Regions from separate parts of the Homo sapiens genome. Here region 1 is linked to region 2. A link is a loop called in an ENCODE intact Hi-C map of the cell type or tissue named here. Cell type or tissue: prostate gland. All regions are shown on one strand. Each heading gives the region's core, and the rest is flanking DNA. Links, peaks and the distances in the headings are about the cores only.

The links. A loop is a pair of places that touch in the nucleus more often than their neighbours do. Peaks named below come from ENCODE experiments on the same cell type or tissue, not always from the same donor. Only the 100,000 strongest peaks of a DNase experiment are listed, where the experiment ranks them.
Region 1: a loop joins it to region 2, with 2.7 times the contacts of the local background. A loop is called at or near these places in 87 of 110 quality-filtered maps.

The regions. Positions count from the first base shown.
Region 1 is chr9:136,948,862-136,951,753 of GRCh38, forward strand. It overlaps a transcript of LCN12 not described here. Among named protein-coding and RNA genes, the nearest start is that of LCN12, 2.0 kb to the right of the region's middle. RefSeq lists silencers at 809-908, 929-1,428. In prostate gland, for the core only: a CTCF peak has its summit at 1,357; DNase peaks (open chromatin) are centred at 1,280 and 1,704; H3K4me3 peaks cover 1,533 bases; H3K27ac peaks cover 2,195 bases.
Region 2 is chr9:137,033,831-137,036,722 of GRCh38, forward strand. LINC02908 (long intergenic non-protein coding RNA 2908) reads left to right here. Exons shown (of 3, transcript NR_171031.1): 3 at 820-2,892. Among named protein-coding and RNA genes, the nearest start is that of FUT7, 3.2 kb to the left of the region's middle. RefSeq lists enhancers at 808-1,007, 860-1,748, 1,749-2,635. In prostate gland, for the core only: CTCF peaks have their summits at 878 and 1,585 (motif pointing left); a DNase peak (open chromatin) is centred at 1,581.

The sequences.
Region 1 (2,892 bases), core at 269-2,768, 85 kb before region 2:
ACCAGCCTGGCCAACATGGTGAAACCCCGTCTCTACTAAAAATACAAAAAAAATTAGCCAGGCGTGGTGGTGGGCGCCTGTAATCCTAGCTACCCAGGAGGCTCAGGCAGGAGAATCGCTTGAATCCAGGGGACAGAGGTTGCCGTGAGCCGAGATCGCGCCATTGCACTCCAGCCCGGGTGACAGAGCGAGACTCTGTCTCAATTTATTTAAAAAACAACAACAAACAACAACAAAACTATGCAAACTGGCTGGGCACAGTGGCTCACACCTTTAATCTCAGCACTTTGAGAGGCTGAGGCAGGAGGATCGCTTGAGGCCAGGAGTTCAAGATCTGACTGGGTGGGCAACATAGTGAGACCTCATCTCTATTTAAAAAAAAAGTTTTTTCATCTATAGAAACTAACATTTAATTGTTAGCAGTCTTGCCCAAGACCTGCGGGGTCAGGAGTCCAGGACTGTCCTGGGTGCCCCCGCCTTGCCTGGACGTGAGAGTGCTGTGTGGGGCCCCGGGAGCCCCTGGTCCCACAGGCAGGGCCGACAGGCAGGTGCCGTGCCCGTCCTCCCTGCCCACGCAGGTGCTCAGAGGGACAGGTGGGCCAGGACTCCTCCATGTGGGGACGAGGCACCCTCCTCCCCAGCCACGCCCCAACCACCCCTGGCCCCCCACCCCACCCCCAAGGGGCCTCCCAGCGCCCAGGACCGTGTCTGGGAAAAGGTCTTTGCCCGGAGAGTGGGAAGAGAGAGGGGAGGGTGAGCAGAGGACAGGCCGGGAGTTTTCCGGGAACGGAGGAAGAGCAGTGGAGGGTAAGTCTGTCCTTGTTGCTGTGGGGAGGCCGAGATGAAGGCGATGGGTTGGGGGTGGGGGTGCCGGGGAGCGAAGCAGAGGGAAGAGAGGACCTGATGGGAGGGGTCAATGGGAGAGGCCCCAGGGACCGGTCCCCACGGTGGGCTGGGGGTCCAGGGTGCTGAGTGGAAGCGGCGGTTTCCCTCCCGCCTCTCAAGGACGCCTTGCAGAAGGCGCGGCTGCTCCTCCCCGTGGCACGCAAGCTCCCGGGCACCGCCTCCCGCCTCGGCCTCCCAAAGCGCTGGGCTCACTGGCGTGTGCTGCCGCGCCCGGCCCGCCCACCCCAGGCGGTATGGAAGGCCGAGGTCAGAGCCAGGACTCCCCCGGGAGCCCCGCAGGTGCCTCAAGGCCCGCGTCCTGCACGGCCCGTTCCAGCGCCGCCGGCCCAGCCAGGCAAAGGCACCTGCAGGGCCCTGATTGGGCGGCGGAGGTCACGTGCCCACCCTCCACCAATCACGTTAGACGGGAGGAGCAGCACCTGCGTCTGCCCCGCGGTGGGGGGAGGAGGCGCGCCGAACCCATTGTCGTGTCCGGGAGGCTCCTGCAGGGGACGTGGGGGGCACAGAGGTTAACGGCAGCAGCCAGTGGCTACCTGGAGGCACACACAGACCCCCCAGGGCGGCAGGAGTGGGTCTGGGGGAGGGAGCATGGGGCCTGAGGCGCTGCTTGGAGCCGAGGGACCCTCCTCTGTGTCGAGGACTCGGCCCACCCGACCTCTGCTGCTCAGTCTCTGTGGGTCTCGGGCTGGCCAGGGAAGGCCCGGTTTTCCTCCCGCAGGGCCCTGCATGGGCGGGGTCCGTAGCGGGGACTGTCCTGTACATGGGCTGTGTGCTGTGATCCCAAATCTCCCCAGTGCCCTGCGATAAGACGGGCTCCGGGAGGGGTGCCTGCTGCGCTGAGAGCGGGACCCTGGGGCTGCGGACAGGCGCTCCTAGGCTGGCTGGGGCCAGGGGGATGGTGGAGAGTCGAAGGCGCCTTGGGGAGTTCAGGGGAATGAACAGATTATTTCCAACTTTTCCTTCCCTGGGCCAGCCTCCTGAAACGCTAGCGTTGTGCTGGTGAGACAAGGCACAGCAAGCTGCCCTTCTACGTGGGCAGTGAGGCCTGGGACAGAGCCCAGCCCTGGAGCCCTGAAGTCCTGGGGGCTGGGCTCTTCGAGTGGCCAGGCTGGGGCTGCCACCCAGGGCAGGCTGCCGAGGCCCAGGGCACCTCCTGGGATGAGCCTAAGTCCCTTGTAAGCAGGGCTGGATGAGGGGAGGAGGTGGCCAGGACAGGGAATCTGGGGTGGGAGGGGGCAGCCAGGACAGGGACCTGGGGGGCCTGGACAGAGGCTCACAGGCCAGGCACACGGTGAGTGGGAGGCACCTGGCTCACCCTTGGTGACCCCTAACATGGAGTCCAGCACCCAGAGGCTTCAGCTACCTGTGAGGATGGGAGGAGAGGTCAGGAAGGGGACTCCACTCCCTAGCCCCATCGTCCAAGGGGTGCCAGGGCAGCTAGAAGCCCCAAGCCTGCCATTGCCCTCCCTGCCAGCCCTCTGTTTACATTTTATTTTTATATTTTTAGAGATGAGATCTCAGTCTTGCCCAGGCTGGAGTCCAGTGGCACAATCATAGCTTACTGCAGGCTCAAACTCCTGGGCTAAAGCAATCCTCCCACCTCAGCCTCTCAAGTAGCTGGGACCACAGGTGTGCACCACCACCCCCAGCTAACTTTTAAATTTTTTTGTAGAGATGGAGTCTCGCTATGTTGTCCAGGGTGATGTCAAACTCCTGGGCTTGAGAGATCCTCCCACCTTGGCCCCCCAAAGTGCTGGGATTATAGGCATGAGCCTCTGTGCCTGGCCTACTAATCCTTTCTTTTAGGCAGGACCAGCATGGGGTGCCCACTCCCATTAGTGGGGCTTCCCAGCCCTGCCCCTCCCTCTGGGCAGAGACTGCGTTTAAAATGCCCCAGCTGTCCTCACCAGGTTGCCTGGGTGCTCTGCAGGCCCCAGCCTCCCTCCTCGCCTGCTCGGGCCACCTCCACCCCGGCCTCATGGCCAC
Region 2 (2,892 bases), core at 231-2,730:
GTTGTCCAGGCTAGTTTCAAACTCCTGGCTCAAGCAGTCCTCCCACCTCGGCCTCCCAAAATGCTGGGATGCTGGGAATGAGGACGCGTCTGTCCTGTCAGGTCTTTTGGGGGCTCAGATCGTGTGTCCTGGGAGGAATGGCAACCATGAACTGTTGTCCAGACCTTTGCCCCAGCACCCTCAGAGGGGGCCTGCCTCCCACCACCCCTGTCCCTGTCCTGTTCTACTTTTGGGCCCCAGGGGCTGCTGGCCTCTCCCCGGCCCCACAGTGAGGACAAGGCTGCCTTGGGAGGGGAACCAGGCAGCTGGAGACTGAAGTGGGAGGATCCCACTGTGGGGACAGAGGCAAGACTGGGACAGGGTGGTAGTCAGAGGCCCCCACCCCTGTGGCGCAGTGTAGCCTCTGAGCTGAGCTTTGCTGCGGAACTTGTGCAACGGCTGGAGGGAGGGGGGCTGGAGGGAGGGGGACTTGGAGGGAGGGGGCTTGGGAGGGGGGCTGGAGAGAGGGGGGTTTGGAGGGAGGGGGCTGGAGGGAGGGGAGCTTGGAGGGGAGCTTGGAGGGAGGGGGGTTTGGAGGGAGGGGTGCCTGTGGGCGCCACGGGAAACTGTCAGTGCCTGAGCTGCTTGGCTTAGGGGCTGGCACCAGAGTGGGCAGCTGCCTCCAGCCCCGCCTTTCCAGCCTCCCATGTTTTCGGTGATGACCACAGTGGCACCTGGGCCTTTAATCCCACCCCAGCGTTCCTCCTCTGGCAGGGGGCCCCCGGGGAGCCACACCTTGGCTTCAGCCTCACACCACCCCATCTCTTCTCCTTGAAACAGACACCCGGCGGCAGTTCCTGCAGGAAGGAGGCTGTCCTGCCACGCCTGCGGGTGACCCGGCCTCTGGTGCCAGAGCCTGCCATCCTTCCTGTTTGTGCTGCCAGGCTGGCAGGGTCCCTTGCCACCGACCTCAGCCGCAGCCACAGCCTGCTCCCTCCCTGGGTGGATTTGAAGGAGCCTCCCCCACCCTCCGCCCCTAGCTTGCTCCTTGAGGACCCTGGGCAGGGTGGCTGCCATGGGGCCCAATCGTGCGTGGGAACCTGCGAGCTGGCAAACGGGGCTCGGGGGTTTTGCCCAGAAATGGGTCAGAACGAAAGCCTCTCAGAGGAAAGAAAAGGGCATGAGTCAAAGAGAAAGTCGGGGGGCAGGGGCTCCCCCTCATCTCACCCCACCCAGGCCTCCTGACTCCCTGGGTTTGTGCGGACCCAGGCAGGCAGCCAACCCCAGCTCCGTGGTGTGTGAGCATCGTGATGATCAGGACACAAGCTCTTCCCCGCTGAGCCTTCACTGTGGGCCAGCTTCCCGGTGGATGCCCACTGAAGAGGCCTCAACCCAGTGGGCCCCACTCCAGACCAAGAGCAGACCATTGGCCAGCTGCCCCCTGCAGACAGCGGCACCCGGGGCAGCAGCAAGGTGAGGGGCACCCAGCCCCAGCCCCAGGGGCGTCTCAGGGAGCGGGCTGAGCCTGGCTGTCTTCCTGAGCCCCACCTGCTTCATGGGTTGGCTTGAGCAAGGCAGTCCAGATGCGTGTCTCGAGCGCTCCCTGGCGGCATGCTGCAAAGCTACATGGCTCCGGCAACAAGGAAGACTGCCCTTATTCTCAGTAACAGGTGGAGCTGGGGGCTGGAGAGCCCCTCGGACCTCGCCTTGGGAAAGCTGGGTGGGTGCACGGAGCCTGGCAGGTGGCCAAGGGGACCCCCAAGTGGAGGGATTGGTCGAGGGGCAGCACAGGGTGGTGCAGTGGGTGAGCTCAGCCCCTCCCCTCCAACTCTCATCCCATTGAGCCCCAAGGCGTGGGGGGATCACGTCTGTCCTTGTTCTCCTCCAGGTGGAGCTGCTGGGTGGGGCTCTGGTCCTCCAGGGACCCACTCTGCACCCCAAGTTTTGCCGGGACCCGCTCCTCTGTGTTGTGTGGCTGTAGGGGAGGGCTGCAGCCAGGGACTCTGAACCCGGGGCCGGCCCACCCAGCCACCCAGGGTGGGGAACAAGATCGCCTCCCAGGGCCAGAAGCTGGGGATGTCCTTGCTTCCTAGGATGTTGGCTAGGGGATCACACGCCCCACATTCTGGGTCAAGCATGGTCCTGCCCCAGCATCTTGCTGGGTTGGGGGCATCTCTGCACAGATGAGTGCCACCCCAGCGTCTCCGCCAGGGTCTGGGCATGTCACTCTTGGGCATCTGTGCTCAGGAGGTCACCAGGTGTGGGCAGGGCACCAAGCAGGGAGGTAGCCGAGGCTGGAAGATGCACATCAGTGCCCCGCTGGGCTTCCTCAAGTGGGAACTGGTGGAGGGGGCGCTAGGCTGCCGGGCCAGGGTCAGCAGGCTCAGGCCGGCTCAGGGCTCAGAGTTGAGCCAGAAACCAAGGTGAAATCTGCCTCTTACTGCCGCCAGGGCCCTTGGGACAGGGACAGGAACAGCAGAAGGTAAAGTGGAAAGGAATTGAGTAATGGGCCCCCAGGCAAGGCTGAGCCAGGCCCCAAGCCCAGGATTGGGGTCTCCAGAGTCCCTGGGGGCCCCAGGGCAGCTCACCCACAGCCTGGGGCCTATGGGAGCAAGGGGGCTCCTGATGGGTGGGGGCAGGAGCTTGGACAAAGTTGAAGGCCTTCTGTCTGAATTGGCCAGGGGCCAATGAAAGCCAAAAAGCTGGTGTGGTGGCTTATGCCTGTAATCCCACTTTGGGAGGCCAAGGCGGGTGGATCACCTGAGGTCAGGAGTTCGAGACCAGCCTGGTCAACATGGTGAAACCCCATCTCCACTAAAAATAGCTGGGCGTGGTGGCAGGCACCTGTATGTAATCCCAAATACTCGGGAGGCTGAGGCAGGAGAATCACTTGAACCTGGGAGATGGAGGTTG